2 separate regions of the Mus musculus genome follow, and region 2 is linked to region 1. A link is a loop called in an ENCODE intact Hi-C map of the cell type or tissue named here. Cell type or tissue: left cerebral cortex. All regions are shown on one strand.

Region 1 (8,000 bases):
CAAGCCTATCAAAAGCACTGCATTAACTAGCCATGATAGAGCACACCTATAACCCCAGAATTCAGTTCACAGTCATCCTACATAGCAACTTTGAAGCCAGCCTGGGATATATGAGACTCTGTCTAGAGAAAAAGAAAGGGAGGGAGGGAAATTACATGGAGCTGGACAGATTACAAAGGCTTCTTTCTCTACTGAGACTTTCTCTACTGAGACTAGTTTCACCAGGGCTGGTGGTGCCTTTGGGCTGGAGTGAAAAGCCAGGCCTCCTGCTTGCTAGCTGGCTCTTCCTTTCTTGAGAAAGTAAGTTTGGGGTACCATTCTTGCCACAGTCACACATAAGGGCCAGCAATCAAAGATGTCCAGTAGAACACCTATGAATACCCCTTCCCTCTTTGCAGATACACTGGCCCATCCAGGCCCAATGGTTTGCTTTCTTTAATAACCTGTATATAGAATAACTTTAGTAACATTTTCTGGTTGTTGATAGGTACTTAAGGCTGTAAACACAGCACTGAGCTAAGAAACCATTAGATTCACTAGTTTATATGTGGATTTAAGAAGTTTTGTTATGGTTACAGAAGTAATGAGTGTCTTAATTTCTTGTGGGTTTTTTTTTTTTTTTTTTTTTTTTTTTTTTTTTTTTTTTTTTGGTTTTTTGAGATAGGGTTTCTCTGTGTAGCCCTGGCTGTCCTGGAACTCACTTTGTAGACCAGGCTGGCCTCGAACTCAGAAATCCGCCTGCCTCTGACTCCTGGGTGTTGGGATTAAAGGCCTGCGCCACCACGCCCAGCAGAGTGACTTCATTTCTTTGGCTGCCATAAAAACATTTCCACATAATAGTCAGTGACTTCAGCCACCAAATTCTCTTGGAGATTTAGGAGCTCAAAGCTCTTAGTCTAGTAAGGCTTTGCTCCTTGAAGAATCTTGAGTGGCCTTGACTTCTGGAGGCAGCCCTTGTCTTGTCAATGTGTCCCCTTAGGCTCTGCCTCCATGGTCACACTGTCTCATTTTCTTCTTTCCTGTCTGTAAGTTAGAGGGACACTTCTGGTTGAATTTAGGGCCCACCAGGATAATCCGTGCAAACTAGGTTATGAATCAGGGTTCCACACCTAAAATTAATTGCTTCACAGATGCGCATGTGATGTATCTGTTGAAGCTACTCATGTACCCTAACTACAGTCTACAAGATTACACGCAGTGTGTACATGTACATGCCGTCAAGTGTTAGAGCACAGTGGTGGCCATGAGGAATCTCTGGAATCAGACAAACTTGAACCTGAATCTCAGATAGGCTTTGTACTGTGTATGTGTAAATCCTTAAGCTTCAGATCCTTCCTGTGTAAAGTAGTCAACTTCTTTTATCTTATTGGAGTACAAGGAAGTTTTGGAATTCATGACCGTCTCAGCAAACACTAATAATAGTATGTATTGTTTTTGTTTGTTTTATACAGATTGATTGATTGATTGATTGATTGATTTTGAAGCAGGGTTTCTCTGTGTAGCTCTAGCTGTCCTGGAACTCACTCTAGATCCACATGCTCCTGCCTCTGGAATGCTGGGATTAAAGTCATGTGCCACCTCTGTCTGATACATTTATTGTTTTTAGTATGGAAGCTACTATAGAAAAAAAAAGTTTTGTCTAGTCAATTTTTGATTGAATTCTTTCTGTTATCTTTTTATTATTTAGAATCACTTACTCTTGGCATTGCTCCTAATTTAGAACTTCTAATTCTTCATCCATAAAGTGGTTTTTCTATTTCTAACAGTTAATGTAATTCTGAGACATGATCTCACTCTATAACCCTGGATGCCCTAGAACTCACTGCGTAGATAAGGCTGGTCTCGAACATGAAAAGATCTACCTGGCAGGTGCCACCACACCCAGCAGTTAATATTAGTGTACTAGTTTGTCAACATCTCACATGACCCCAGAACATATTTAGAACTGCTAAGGTAATCTCTGTTAGATTAGTAAAAACCTGTACTGTTTGTAATCTATTCTCCACAGCAACTAAAGTGATCGTGTTGACTTTACGTCAGATTATGTTATTGATTTACTTAAAATGTTCCATTTTCCTCATAAATTGAATAGCAACGGAAATGCCTACCACAGCTCCTCAGCCTTTATCCCTTTCCTTCAACCTCAGTCCTGACATTTATCAAACCCCTCCATACTCCTAGCGTGACAGTTACACTGGTCATCATATTCTGGAATATTCTTAAATTGATTCTCTCCCTTGGGATTTTGCTCTATCTTCAACATAGCTTGCTCTTTCCCACATCCTTGGTCTAGCTTCTTGAGCAGTCTTAATTACATTCCCCAGCTTTAGCTTTGCTTGCTTTGTACCATTTCCAAAGATGACTATGTCTGGGAATTTGTTTATGTGTTCATCGCATTCCCCCATGGAAGCACAACATTGGCCCTTCCTTCTTTCCTTCCTTCCTTCCTTCCTTCCTTCCTTCCTTCCTTCCTTCCCAGCTCTTCTCCTCAGTAGTAAAACTGTTCTTAGGCCTGAGGAGAAGAGCTTGGACCCCTTGTTCCATGGACACCATTAGCCCTAACTCTGCTCCATTATCATCTCTGAAAAGGTAGTTTACAATTTGTTGGTTTTGTTTTTTAATACAAGAAGAATAAAGCGGATCCTGGTGATCTCAAGATCTCCAGTTCTCACTTTGGACTTTCCTAACTCCTGCTGAGAGACTCCTGAGAGGCAGTTTTATGGAGGCAACGTAAAGGCGTGCAGGTTTCTGACAGTTGTGGATGCGCAGAGTGAGTTGCAATATGGACACAGGCGTACAGACATACCTGCACTCACATCTGCACTCACATCTGCATGTGCCTGTCAGTTTCGGTTTTGCTAAAGTGCATTTTCTGCTAAGGGAGTGCGGACTGTTGAGCCTGAAATAGAGAACACCAGGACAGTGAGATCAAATGCTTTGAAAGTGGCTGTGCCAACGCTTTTTGCTAATTAAAGAATGTTAGGACAATCACCACTAGCAGCAGTAAAGGGCGCCCCATTACCTCTCTCTATGGTGAGTTGGGTAAATTTAAAGGCAGCTATAAATACCCCACTGAGCTCCTGAGCTTAAGCGCAGTTGGGGCTGGGTGAAGAGGAGGCCTAGCTTCTGTCTCCTTCTGTCCCTTCTCTAATAGCTGTCAGTCCCTAAATTTTTCATGACAACAGAACAAACAGTTCCATCAACAAACTCTTAATTTAACTTAAAACATCCTAGAGGAGGTACCAGACAAGTGAGAATCAAGTCTGACTGGGAGCCTGGGTCCCCTGGGTCCTTCTGTGTTGCCTTTGACTTTTTTTTCCCCTTTTGCCTGAAGATGTTCCAACCTGTTCCTGTACCATAGATGTTTTTAAGGAAAACAAAGTCACTAGGCTTAAGGCCACTATCCCAGGAATATTCTAGGCACCCTTACTAGAATTCAGAATTGTACTGTCTACGTTCACTCTTTACAGTTTTGGGCTAATTTTAAGAGGTATGATCAAATTTGGAACTTCCATGTTTTTGTCTCTTGAGCATGGTCTGCTCTTGAGTGGTTTCTTGCAGCTCTTCCACAACCTCCAAGCCGTTCTTACCCGTCAGTTTATAGAGCAGTGCCTTGCTTCTACTACCTTCTCTCTGCCAACCTCCTTGATTTGTTTGCTGTTTTTGTAGATAGATCATCATTTCTGGCCATCAAGCTGCTTTATATAATCCATCAATTGTTTTCAGTTCCACACTGCCAGCCTTAGCTATGGCTAGGATTCCCCTAGTTCCGAATGGTATAACTTCAGTTTGTCGTTCTGTACTGACTTAGCAACTTGGCTTCTTCCACCATGCATTCATTGACCCATCCTTGGGTCTTCAGGGAGTGAGGGAGAATCAAAGGACACATAGCATGTGGCTTGAGTGGTCTCAAATTCTCTGGAGTGGCAGTCTTCTCTGCATCCTACCTTAGCCTGAGGAGGAGTACTGGTGCTCAGAAGTAGAGGGGAGTGCAGCCCTGGGGATGCCAGAACCAGCCGCACCATTGGCTTCCCCCTGAGTCATCAGATGAGCTATGGGTAGGTTGGCTGGCACCCAGATTCCTGGGTGCTCCGTTGTTCTTAAGATAACTTTTTGGGGAGTTCGATTTACTCAGCATTCAGCCTGCTTTTGGTCCTTGTTTTCAGATGCAGCTTTTACCTGCAGATGCTGCTAGTGGAACTCACCCTTATTTTAAAGGATGTGCCTGCTGGTAAATGTGAAATAAGGAATTAGGGTCCTTAGATCCTCATTCAGGTTTAGACAGGTTAGAGAGTCCTGAGTCAGTTGGTTAGCTGGGCTGTTCACATATGCATTTTCTCCTATTTACTTACCGTAGCCTCTTATCACAATATCTGCATTTGACTGGAGCCAATAGGTAGATTTGTTTCTTTTTAATTAAGGCAAGCCTGAGTCTTTTGAAATTTATTCTGTTCCACTGTAGAATACCTTCATAGACCCCACCATAAATCCTCATCTTTCAGATTTCGCATCACTATACCAGCCAAAGATGCTATAAGTGAGAAGCACTTAGGAGCCTCTTTTCTTGGACCATTTCAAATGTTGCTGTTAGGGACACCAGACTGAGGTGGTTCTGCTTCTGGTGAGTGCAGTGAAGCCCCACCCAGTTGAGGGTCCAGGGCTACCTCCTTGGAGCCTAGCTAGAGGAGCTGTCATTCTGTGTCCCTTTCTTGGTAACTGTGGCTAGTTTGTGTGGCAGCCCAGTGAGACTGCTTGATTGGTATTCTGTGCACAAGCACTGAAAAAAGCCCAGGAGGAGCCCTGCCAGCCAATAACTCTGAAAGGGCTCTTTGTGCAAATGAGCAGCATGCGAGCTGGACAGGGCTCACTCCCTCCCCCGCCAGTGTCCTCTCTGGCCAAGCAATTTGGTGGTGCTTTGGCACTGGCACAGAGTACTTGGGGATCCCTCCCCAAAAAGAGACCATCTTGGGATCCCAGACACATAGAGCAACTTGAGCTCTGTCCTTCCTGCCCCGGCTCTGGCAGTCTGCCTCCAAGTGCCAGTCAGTGGGATCTATTCAAGGCTGTGTCTATGCATAGATAAGGGGCAGGAAGTAAAGAAAGGAGATGAGTGTGAACAGACCAACCATCAGCAAAGTAGGGGCACTCTCACTTCTCTCTCTGGTGGGATCCCCAGAAACCTGGGGCATGGAACCACACTGCACATGAGCTTCCATCACTGTGTTCCAGCAGGACCTGAGCCATTTGATTTTCCTAAAGCTGCCTGTTGTCCTCATGCCTAAGAAAGGGAAGAAATAAGAGCCTTTGTGCCTGCATAGCTGACAGCTGCAGAGTAAGACTCTATCAAACTAATACCAAGAAGCATCCTGGTGCCGATAGGAGCCAAGCACAGCCAGGCACAGGCACTAGTGACTACCAGCCCCATGCTTAATGACTCTTAAGGAGTTGGCTCTTGCCACTACCATTTTACACACACACACACTGTCTCCTCTCAGATGTCTTTTGTTATTAATGAGTTTTCTAAACACATAAGCTTGACTCGCTTGCTTTGGGTGAAGGAGACCATTCTCATTAGGTACTGTCTTCTAGGAAGGAAAGCATTAAGTAGGTGTTGAAGGTTTTTCTAAGGCCTCACACTACATGTGAGCCTAGAAGACTAGAGGACTGACAAGTGAGGGTAGTTGGGAGTGGTCAGCTTCCTGCAGTTCGCTCATCTCCCTTGCCATCTGATGGCTTCCTGAGACAGGCTCAAAAAGTGGCCCACCACCCAACTGACACCAGCTGTCCCCTGAACCTCCATTTCAGATTACTGGTGTTTTGTTTTATTTCCAAACAGGCCTCACCTTTCACAGTTTTTGCTACCTCCATGTATCTCATTAACCTTAATTACTTTGAATATGCTGATCAAAGACCCAGATGTCCAACTGGTGACAGAAATACAGGTTAAAAATGAGTAAGCTGGAGAGTTGGGTAGCTCAGTGGAGAAAGTGATTGCTGTGCAAGCTTGAGGACCCAAGTTTGAATCCCCAGAATTCATATAATACCTGGTTAGGAATGGTGACCTGCCTCTAATCTCAACGTAGAAATCCCCTGAACATTCCAGCTAGCCAGAATGGCAAAATTGGTGAGCTTCAGGGCAACGATAGACCTTGTCTCAATGTAGAAGGAAGAGAACAATCGAAGGGGACAACTAATGTCACTCTTGGGTTGTCACGTGAACCCACATACAAGAGCACCTAGATACCAAGCCACATTCTGAGGAATAAAAGTAACTCTTAGTCCACAGAAGCAGTGCCATGCTGTCAGCAGAATGGGCATTAAGTGGGACAGTGACATCAGGCAAATTTGGGGGTTTTTTCCCTTCCTATCAGACTAAATACCCTTATTCTTGAAGCCATCAAAGAGGGGTGGAGCAGAGAGAGCAGTGTGGAGGGGAAGACTATAGCCTGAGGTAGGCTGCCTTATCGTGGAAGCTAGCAGAGTTGGGCTCCCTGTACTGCCTTGTGCTACTCTCTCCTGGGTGTGTCTGCTCCCAAAAAGGAACAAAGATGTCACCCTAGTCAGGGTCATGCCTTGTACTGTTACTTTCACATCCAGATACTTGGAGAAGAAAACCCAGGGAAACTTTCCCATTTGCCTGAAACAAATGGCTCCAGACTCTCCCTCAAATACAGCCACTGGCATTTAAGATCTATGTGTTGCAGTGTCTCTGCCCCACATGGTCAGGTAGCTTTGCAGCTTGGAGAAGCACCCCCACCCCCAATTCATACACACACAAAATGCACTCAGGCCCATCCACCCAGGGGCAGGTGTGCTCCTAATGATGCACACTGTAGAGAAAGCCACTTCCTAGAGGCCTTTGCCCCATACTAGGTCAGGAGGGCGGCAAATATGAATCTAGTGCCTTGAAAGCTTTACTCTGCAATTCTCTGCATGGGTCCCAAGCAGCACGGTCCCTAAACTCCCTCCTTGTCTTCACCTTGCTGGAACCACTCATTGTTTTTGCATCTTACAAAGAGCTTTCCTCTCTTTCTCTTTTCCTGTCTCTTTTATCCCTAGTCTTCCATTCCCAAACAACTGAAGACAATCTTCCAAAGGGACCTTGTTGGGGTGGGAACAATAGACAATAGTTAGTCAATGGATCAGATGAGTCCTAAGGTTCTGTTGCACGAGAGAGTGACTGTAGTTCACAATAATAAATTGTATTTTTCTTTGTTAACTCTGTGGGGTGTGTGTGTGTGTGTGTGTGTGTGCATGCGCGCCTGCCTGCCTGCCTGTGTTTGGCATGCATGTCATGGGGAATGTGTGGAGAGGACAGAGGGCCACTTGAGGAGTCAGGTCTCTCCTTCTACCATCATGTGGATTCCAGGATGGAATTCATGCTGTCAGGCTTGGCCGGTTCGTGCTTTACCCACTCAGCCACCTCAGCACTCACATTTCCAACTTCAGAGTAGAAGAAACAGTCAAATTGTAAAGTGATAGATATGCTTGCTACCCTGATTTGATCATTATACAATATGTGCGTATATCAATAAATATGTACAATTATTGTGTGTCCATTGAGAGCAACTTAAAAATAGACACAAAACAGAGAAAAGAATCCTCTTGAGAGAGGAGATAGCCTCACTGACAGCTCCAGAGGTCTGCCAACCTCTGCCATGCATCTGCTCCGTTATGTTTTCCAGGTGCTTAGTGTGGACTATATCTCTGTATTGATGGATCTCATTTGGTTGTCACGTGCATTTGTCTTGGAGGCCTGCTAATGCCATTTGAGTTTCTGAAATCCTTATTTTGCAAATCCATTTGTGTCCTGGGTTTAGCACCCGATTACAGGATTAGCAGAGATTATAAGGTCTGTCTGATGTCTCCTCCAAGCTTTCAATCTGATTCGTGGCTAGGAATTGAGAAATTTGCACACTGATAGAAAGGAAGTGGGGGGTAGCTACTGGGGAAAAACAAACAAAAAAGGCTCTCTTAGGAAGAATTGGAATGGTGCCTGC
Region 2 (8,000 bases), 110 kb after region 1:
CACACTTGCACCGTCGCACACTTGCACACACATCCCACCATAACACACTGTCTTAGTCAGGGTTTCTATTCCTGCACAAATATCATGACCAAGAAGCAAGTTGGGGAGGAAAGGGTTTATTCACCTCACACTTTCCACATTGCTGTTCATCACCAAAGGAAGTCAGGAGTGGAACTCAAGCAGGTCAGGAAGCAGAAGCTGATGCAGAGGCCATGGAGGGATGTTCCTTACTGGCTTGCTTCCCCTGGCTTGCTCAGCCTGCTCTCTTATAGAACCCAAGACTACCAGCCCAGAGATGTCACCACCCACAATGGGCCCTTGATCACTAATTGAGAAAATGCCTTACAGCTGGATCTCATGGAGGCATTTCCTCAAGGGAGGCTCCTTTCTCTGTGATAACTCAAGTAGACACAAAACCAGCCGGTACACACACTTCACAGGCATATACAAATAATAAATAAAATTAATTACATTTAAACTATGAAAAAAAACCCACAAAGCCAGGTATGATAGCACACAGACACATTCCGATATAAAGACTATAGACAGCTTCACTTATGTAAGATCATGACTCAAAATACCAAAACCTAAAGGAGAGAAAAAAAAAAAAGAACCAAAATGTGTGTGTGTGTCTGTGTGTCCGGGTGTGCGTGTACAATAGGGGGATAACGGGGGGGGGGGGGCTTGAACATGTGCACAGCTGTCAGAGAAGATTCCCAATTCCGTGAACAGCTTCTGGATTCAGATCTGGAAGCTCCTTGTGCCATCCTATTTAGACCATGCAAGTCTGTTTAGAATATACCAGTCTGTACTCTGCAGAGCCTTCCCGCTGGCCCCACACTGGCCCGTGGCTTTGCTCACTTTCCCCTCTGCTGTGGAAGGAAGACCTTCCTCTTTACTGGCTTGGAATTTTTCACTTTGCCGTCTTGCTCTCTCTGAAATCGTGCTATTTGTATTAGATATTCATTGGTGTTAACAAGAGCTGGCCTGCTTTTAACAATTGCTTTTAAATTATGGAGGAGAAAAGGCTTGTCAGCCATTAGAGTTTAATGTGAAAGTGTTAACGCGAGACTTTCGCACTCTGCAGAGGAGGGGCTGGGCTGAGGGGATGGAAGAAGAACTCCGCAAAGTGGTCCGTCAGAGCTGGGCTTGCAGGGCAGAACAAGAACATGGGAATAGTTCCTCCTACCCACCTGCCTCCCTCTGCCTGCCTCTCGAGCGCCCTTCCTGGTCCAGAGCTCAGGTTGATACTAGGATCCTAGTCCCTTACAGATCCACTTGATATTCTAGAGTTTGAAAATAACTGTATTGATTTGTTGTTTTGGTTTTGTGGTTTAATTTTTTTATTTTGTTTTGAGACAGGGTCTTGTAGGTAGCCCAGGCTGGCATGGGAACTCAGGTTCCTTGTACTTCAGTCTCTTGAATGTGGAATTACAGGTGCGAACTGCCATGCCTGACTTCCTGAGAAGGACCAACTAGCATGTAGAGAACGGGGTAAGCACTCTTCCACGTGGATGGGGTTGCATCTGTGTAACACTTGGCCTCTTCCACACCCGTCTGTTCACTTTCCCTGTGAGAATGTCCGCTTCCCCTGAGGTTGGATTGGCAGGTCATTCCTTTCTCACACCAATGCGTCCTTCAGCGCAGGCTAGGCTAGCAGGAAAGGTTTGTCTGACTTCTCCATCACCTCTCACTCCGTGCTGACTTTTCAATTTGTTCTGAGCCTGGGCAGAAAATAGGAGTGCTATTTATTGGATTCTTTCCATCTCCTTTTGGAGGTGTCTGGGATTCCATTGTCTGCTGAACCAAACTTAATAAGTAAGAGAATCTTCCGACTAGCTCCTCTCGGGTGCTTTTAAAAAGAAGGCATTGGCACACGCCTTTAAGCCTGGAGACAGGCTGATGTTCGGGGCCAGCCTGATCTAGTATATTCAACGCTTTATAGAGAGACCCTGTCTCCAACCACCACCACCACAACAATAGCCAAAAAAGAAGAGGAGGGAGGGTGGGGAGGGGAGGGAGAGGAAGGGGCAGAGGCAGTGGGAGCAGCAGAGCCTTTGTTGAGAATCAGACATGCTAAGTGTTTATCACGAATGTGTTCACACAGTCACTTATTCATGAACCTGGTGAATGGAAGATCCGAGGATTCCCATCTGCTCGTATGAGAACTTCATTATTGGCGATGTTCCCTTGTGCAGGTCCATTTGGGTGCACTGATGGGTGTCCTGTGAGCAGATAGGACTCTCCCGTGAATTCAGTCTATTTAATCATCCCTTCCTGTGGAGCCACACCCACCCCCTTCCCTTCTGAACTCTTGCCACTTCTGTGTCTCTGTCAGCCAGACAGTTGTTGCTCTTCCCACTGTGGCTCCCAAGAACAAGAGGCCCTACCCCTGCTGTCCCGATAGATGTGCGGAGTGGTTCCAAGGCTTGGAACCCTGGTCATAAACCCAGAAAGGCTCCCGGGGACAGAGAGAGGCCTGTGGGTAAGATGGCTTGTGTTCAAGGAGGAATTTCAAGGCCTGTAGTCAAGTCCTGGCAAACCCGTCTGTCCATGCAAGATTTACTCCCGTGTCTCCCTATGCTGCTTCAAGATATGTTCTATTAGCATGGAACCCTCCTGGGTCTGGCTGCTGAGCCAATTCTCAGTTAGAATGACACATTTTCAGAGTTATGGTCGTTGAGAGGGACCCACAATGCGGCTAGCAGCACCTCTGATAAGCCACAGACAGCTGAGGGAGAGGACATGTCACCTCAGCGTCAACATGAGCAAGCAGATGGTTGGCTTCAGGGGTCTCAGCCCCAGAGCAAACCGTGAATGCAAACAGATCCTGGGGACAGGTGAGAGGATCCATTTCCACCTCTGCACTGAAATCTAAGCTCCAGATGAGCCTGCAAAGAGTGGTGTGAGCGTGAGGGAGAGGGCACTTGGGGACTAGGCATGAAAGAAGATGTGGGGTAAAGCTTTTAGGACACGGAAAGGGAAAGGGCGTTGGAAAAGTCTTGGCAGGAGCCCCCAAAGAGTTTTGGGCCCCACAGGGAGCCTCCAGGTCCCTGAAGATGGTGCATTCACCCGCAGCGCTCATGGTAACCACAAGGGGGCGCGCGAGCGCAGTATCTGTGCTTGGGACACCAGGGGACCAGACATAGGGGGCTTCCATTCCAGTTGGACCCCAGCAAACCCTAGCCTCTGGGGGAGTGGATTTTTACCTCTGAAGTAGGGCAATTAATTTGGCAACTTCTCGTCGACTGAACGAATGACCTATGCTCCTACTTGTATGAAGAAAATGGAGATATACCTGTCCCAGCCCATGGTATAACACACCCCAACCGTTACATGTATTAAAGGAAGCCTGCAGAAGAGGCACTCTAGAAGGGTTTTAGATGTCCAACAAGGAAGAAGGAACTTAGGGGTCATGGCGGTTGTGAGGACAGGGATCAACCCCGCGGGCCCTGAATAAGCAAGCTCCAAGGATTTTTCTACCCTGTAGATTTTTTTTTTTTGTTTTTGAGTGTTTCTGGTTAAGTAGTACACAGGTATCCCTAGGAGTTATGATCGTAGAGCCTCTTCTCCAGGAGGGATCCTTAATCCACCCTCCCTGTATGGAGTTGAGTTAGCGCCGCTGCCGCTCTCTGATGATGGCAGCACAGCTCTTCTTCAGACTCAGGTTCAAATCCCTGTAAACCAGCAGGGTGATTTGGGCTAAATCACGTAACCCTTCAAGTCTCCTTTTCTTTCCAGTTACCTTGAAAAATGAAACAAAAGCACCTTCCCTAAGGAACTGTGAGCATTAAACAAGCCTCTCTGTGGAGGTAGCAGGCTCTGGACCAGGACCTGGACCCTGCTTCATCACCAATGCATCTTTAAGGAGCATGGCCGTTTGACCCATCTAGAGCCAATCCCAGCGCCCAGTGCCTGGGCTCAGCACATGCTCACTGGGCAGTTGTTCTCAGGCTGACTGCCTGCCTGTGACAAAGCCTTTCTAGCTTCTGCCACTCCCATCCCCAACAGGGAATCTGTTGACATCCCTGGAATGACCTCTTCCTACAATCCATCGAGTTCACCACATGGCCTGCTATCCGGCAGCTCTCTGTCACCATAGGTCCCACACCTTCTTCCTGTTCTCTGCTTCCAGATGGTGCCAGCAAGTGACCCACAGCTGGAAAAGGTGTTCTGTTGACACCAGGACCCGCTGCTGACACCCTCGGCAAGAGCAGTAAATGCTCTTAACCATTTCTGAGCCATCTCTCCAGCTTCCACATTTCTATTATATGGGATTGGGACTTACTTCTTCTAATTGTTTGTATATGCTCAGCCCAGGGAGTGGCATTATTAGAAGGTGTGGCCCTGTTGGAGTAGGTGTGGCCTTGTTGGAGTAGGTGTTTCCCTGTGGGTGTGGGCTTTAAAACCCTCATCCTAGCTGCCTGGAAGTCAGTCTTCTGTTATCAGTCTTCAGATGAAGATGTAGAACTCTCAGCTCCTCCTGCACCATGCCTGCCTAGATGCCACCATGTTGTTCCCACCTTGATGATAATGGACTGAACCACTGAACCTGTAAGCCAGCCCCCATTAAATGTTGTCCTTATGAGAGTTGCCTTGGTCATGGTGTGTCTGTTCACAGCAGTATAAAACCCTAACTAAGACACTTCTCAAGTGGTGATGGCAGCAGCTATTGTCAGACTCCTGTTTGGATAGGAGATGGGCATAGCCCTGTGATGGGTCTTCATTGCCTCTTAGAGAGCGGCACATGATTTAGGCCCAAACTTGACTCATCAATAAACATCACGCAGAAATCTGTTCTTGCACGTACCCACTCTGTATACTTTCAACTGCTTAGCAAATATCAGTCGACTTACCAGTCAACTGTTCCCGACATACTTGAAATGCTACGGCTGTGGAGATTCCTGGCATGTTTGCCTTCATCTTCACCCTGTGTGTTGTACGGCTATATCACTTCCAGGATCTGTTTAAATGACTTTCCTCCCCTGCAATCTTTGTCTCCCTGCCTTGCATCATCACTCCTGCCTGCCATGTGGATGTGTTTATTGAACACACTTCCCCAGTATGATACACTCGTCACAAGGGCAGGGGTGGACTGGTGGTCCCCAGGGTGCCAACCGATGATAAAGCAAAAGGTAGCCAAGACAAAGGTAAAAACACTCAGCAGAGAAACCAGGCAATCTTCCCACTGAGAGTTCCAAATCGAGGGGAGAACTCTCATGCTAGGAGAAATCAGCAGATCCTCACAGATGTCATTCAACCTGTATGAAACAAGAGGGCTGGAGAGATGCCCAGCAGTTAAGAGCACTGGTTACTGTTTTAGAGGACGCTGGATTCAACTTCTTATACCCACATGTTGGCTCACAACTGTCTGTAACTCCAGTTCCAGGGCGTATGGTACTATTTTCTGATCTCTGCAAACACTAGGCATGCGCAAGGACCTGACATACTTATATACACATAAAATACATTTTTAAAAATGTGATGAAACAAATACTTTAAAATAAGTGTGTTTAAGGTACTCGAATTGATAACAGAAGGAACAACTTCTATGAAGTTCAGAAATAAGACATTCCAATAGAAACTAAACAAGAAAGAGATACCTTAGCAATGCAAAAATCATTGGAAAATTTGACCTAAAAATCAATCAAAAAGTGATGGAATTTGAATTTGCATTTGAAGATAGTAGGAAAAAATTAGCCTAGACTATATCACATTTTAAAAAAAATCAACAATTATAAAGGGACCAATGAAGAGGAATGATTTAAACAGTTTTAATATCTTAAATCAGAGCAGAGAAATAATATTTAGAAGATAAAACTGAGGATTTCCTATTGGAGACAGTATGAATTCTTTACAACGTGTGTATGGAAGGTACCATGCAAAGTAAATAAAAATAAGTCTACTTGTGCAAAACCCACGAGGCATACAAGACAGAGAGACAACTGGGAAAAGCTATACAGAGAAGAGATAAACACCATTTAAAGGCTCATCTATTAGACTGTCAGCCCACTTCCCTGAAGCCACAATACCTGCCAGAAGACAATGGAAGAGTAGCTTTAAAACGCCTGCGTTTACATACCACTAAATTACCATTCAGGAACAAGGACAAAATAAAGATATTTTAAGACACGCACAGAGACTGAGAGACGTTACCTCCCACAGATGTCATTACGAGAGAAAGTAATTCACCAAGAAGAGAAATGGACTTGCAAAGAGGATATGGGATGCAGGAAACAGCGGTGAGCACAGGCTCGGATGAAACGTTTGGAGATGCATTAACCTCCAACTTTGGAAAGGTTCTGTGACTAAAGGAACGTAAAAGATGCTGCGAAAATCTAGGTGGTGTTTGTCCGATGTGATGGCTTGAGTATGCTTAGCCCAGGGAGTGGCACTATTAGGAGGTGTGGCCTTGTTGGAGGAATTGTGTCACTGTGGGGGTGGACAATGAGACCCTCCTCCTAGCTATGTGAGAATCAGTCTTCTGTTTGCCTTTGAAACAAGATGTAGAACTCTCAGCTCCTCCAATACCATGCCTGCCTAGATGCTGCCATGCTTCCTGCCATGATGATAACGGACTGAACCTCTGAACCTGTAAGCCAGCACTAATTAAATATTGTCCTTATAAGAGTTGTCTTGGTCATGGTGTCTGTTCACAGTAGTGGAAACCCTTCGAGTCCAATGATTAAAATAAACCAATGCTCACAAGACAATAGAAGTACTAATTTTTTGGCAATGCCAAGATAATTTGTAGTTAAGTGTATGTATTAAAAATGTACAGGTTGGAGCTGGGGAGGTGGCTCTTTGGGTAAGCACCTCTCACACAACTATGAGGACTCGAGTTTAGATCCCTGGAACCCACACAAATCTGGATGTAGCCGCACATGTTAACAGTTACAAACACAAATGAAAGGGCCATTATCATAGGCTTTACATTCCAAGGCAGTGGAAGAAATGTGGAGAGTCTTGATCAGTCCAACAGAAAGACAGGAAGGAAAAAACTGAAGCAAAGACAGTTTCAGGAATACAAGCAGCTGTGTAAGGCAGAAATGGAGCAAACACACATGGATTATCAATGCTAACCGATCAGACTTATTTCTTTACTTCATTTAACCCAAAATTATTCTATTTCTAAATATACTACAAGAAAACCATAAAGTAAGATAAAAAAAAACAAAGGCAAGGAAAAGATGAATCACAAAATATGGACCAAATGAAGTTGATGGAGCAAAATTACTGAGTCAATTTCAGTTTGTCCTTAGAGCAGGCAGAAAGGAGGCATCTGGTGACGATCAAGGAACAGCTCACAAGGGCTACATTTCATACTTTACAGCGCTGCCTCAGTGTATATAGGACAACACTGGAATTACGAGGAAGAATTGATGGAATCGTGGTCATGTCAGGAGATTTTAGTGAATCTCCTTTGAAACTGGTTAGAATATGAAATGAATAATTTTGTTTTTGTCGGTTCTTGGCTTATAAGCCCTTCCCCACTTGTGGCAGACCACTAAAACTCAGTAAGTGAAAAGATACTTATGTCAGAGGGGTCTCACACCACCCCCCCTGCCCTGGAGGGAAAGGAAGCTTGTATAGAAACCAAGAAGCCTCAGAGAAGATGGAGGCTGTCTGCCCCTCTGGTCTGAGGCAGTCATGCCTGTGAGTAGATTGTCTGTGAAAGCGCTAAAGGGCTGGGTTCAGGAGCTTCTGTGTGTGTGCACGTGTGCACATGTGTGTGTGCGTGTGTGTGTGCCTGGAGGGAGTACCTGGAGGTACTCCTGGAGAGGGTATGGATGCTTCAAGTCCTCCCAATACCTCATTCTGGGCAGGTCTTCGTCCGTATTCTTTATAATATCTGTTTCAGTAATGAACTTTTCTCTGAGTCTCATGAACCTCTCATGCAAATGAGTGTAACTCAAGGCTGACACAGTGAGAACCCTGATTTACAGCCCGTTGGTGAAAGAAAATACGTTTTAAAACAAAACAAAACCACAACCCTAGGC

The links. Hi-C counts contacts between places; a loop is a spot of excess contacts. Peaks named below come from ENCODE experiments on the same cell type or tissue, not always from the same donor. Only the 100,000 strongest peaks of a DNase experiment are listed, where the experiment ranks them.
Region 2: a loop joins it to region 1, with 2.7 times the contacts of the local background. A loop is called at or near these places in 2 of 42 quality-filtered maps.

The regions. Positions count from the first base shown.
Region 1 is chr6:28,837,739-28,845,738 of GRCm38, forward strand. All of the region lies in intron 16 of Snd1 (staphylococcal nuclease and tudor domain containing 1), which reads left to right. Among named protein-coding and RNA genes, the nearest start is that of Lrrc4, 10 kb to the left of the region's middle. In left cerebral cortex, no CTCF peak of the experiment used is centred here; DNase peaks (open chromatin) are centred at 4,034 and 4,850; H3K27ac peaks cover 2,541 bases.
Region 2 is chr6:28,946,335-28,954,334 of GRCm38, forward strand. No RefSeq gene overlaps it. Among named protein-coding and RNA genes, the nearest start is that of Gm40357, 15 kb to the right of the region's middle. In left cerebral cortex, a CTCF peak has its summit at 3,091 (motif pointing right); a DNase peak (open chromatin) is centred at 3,097.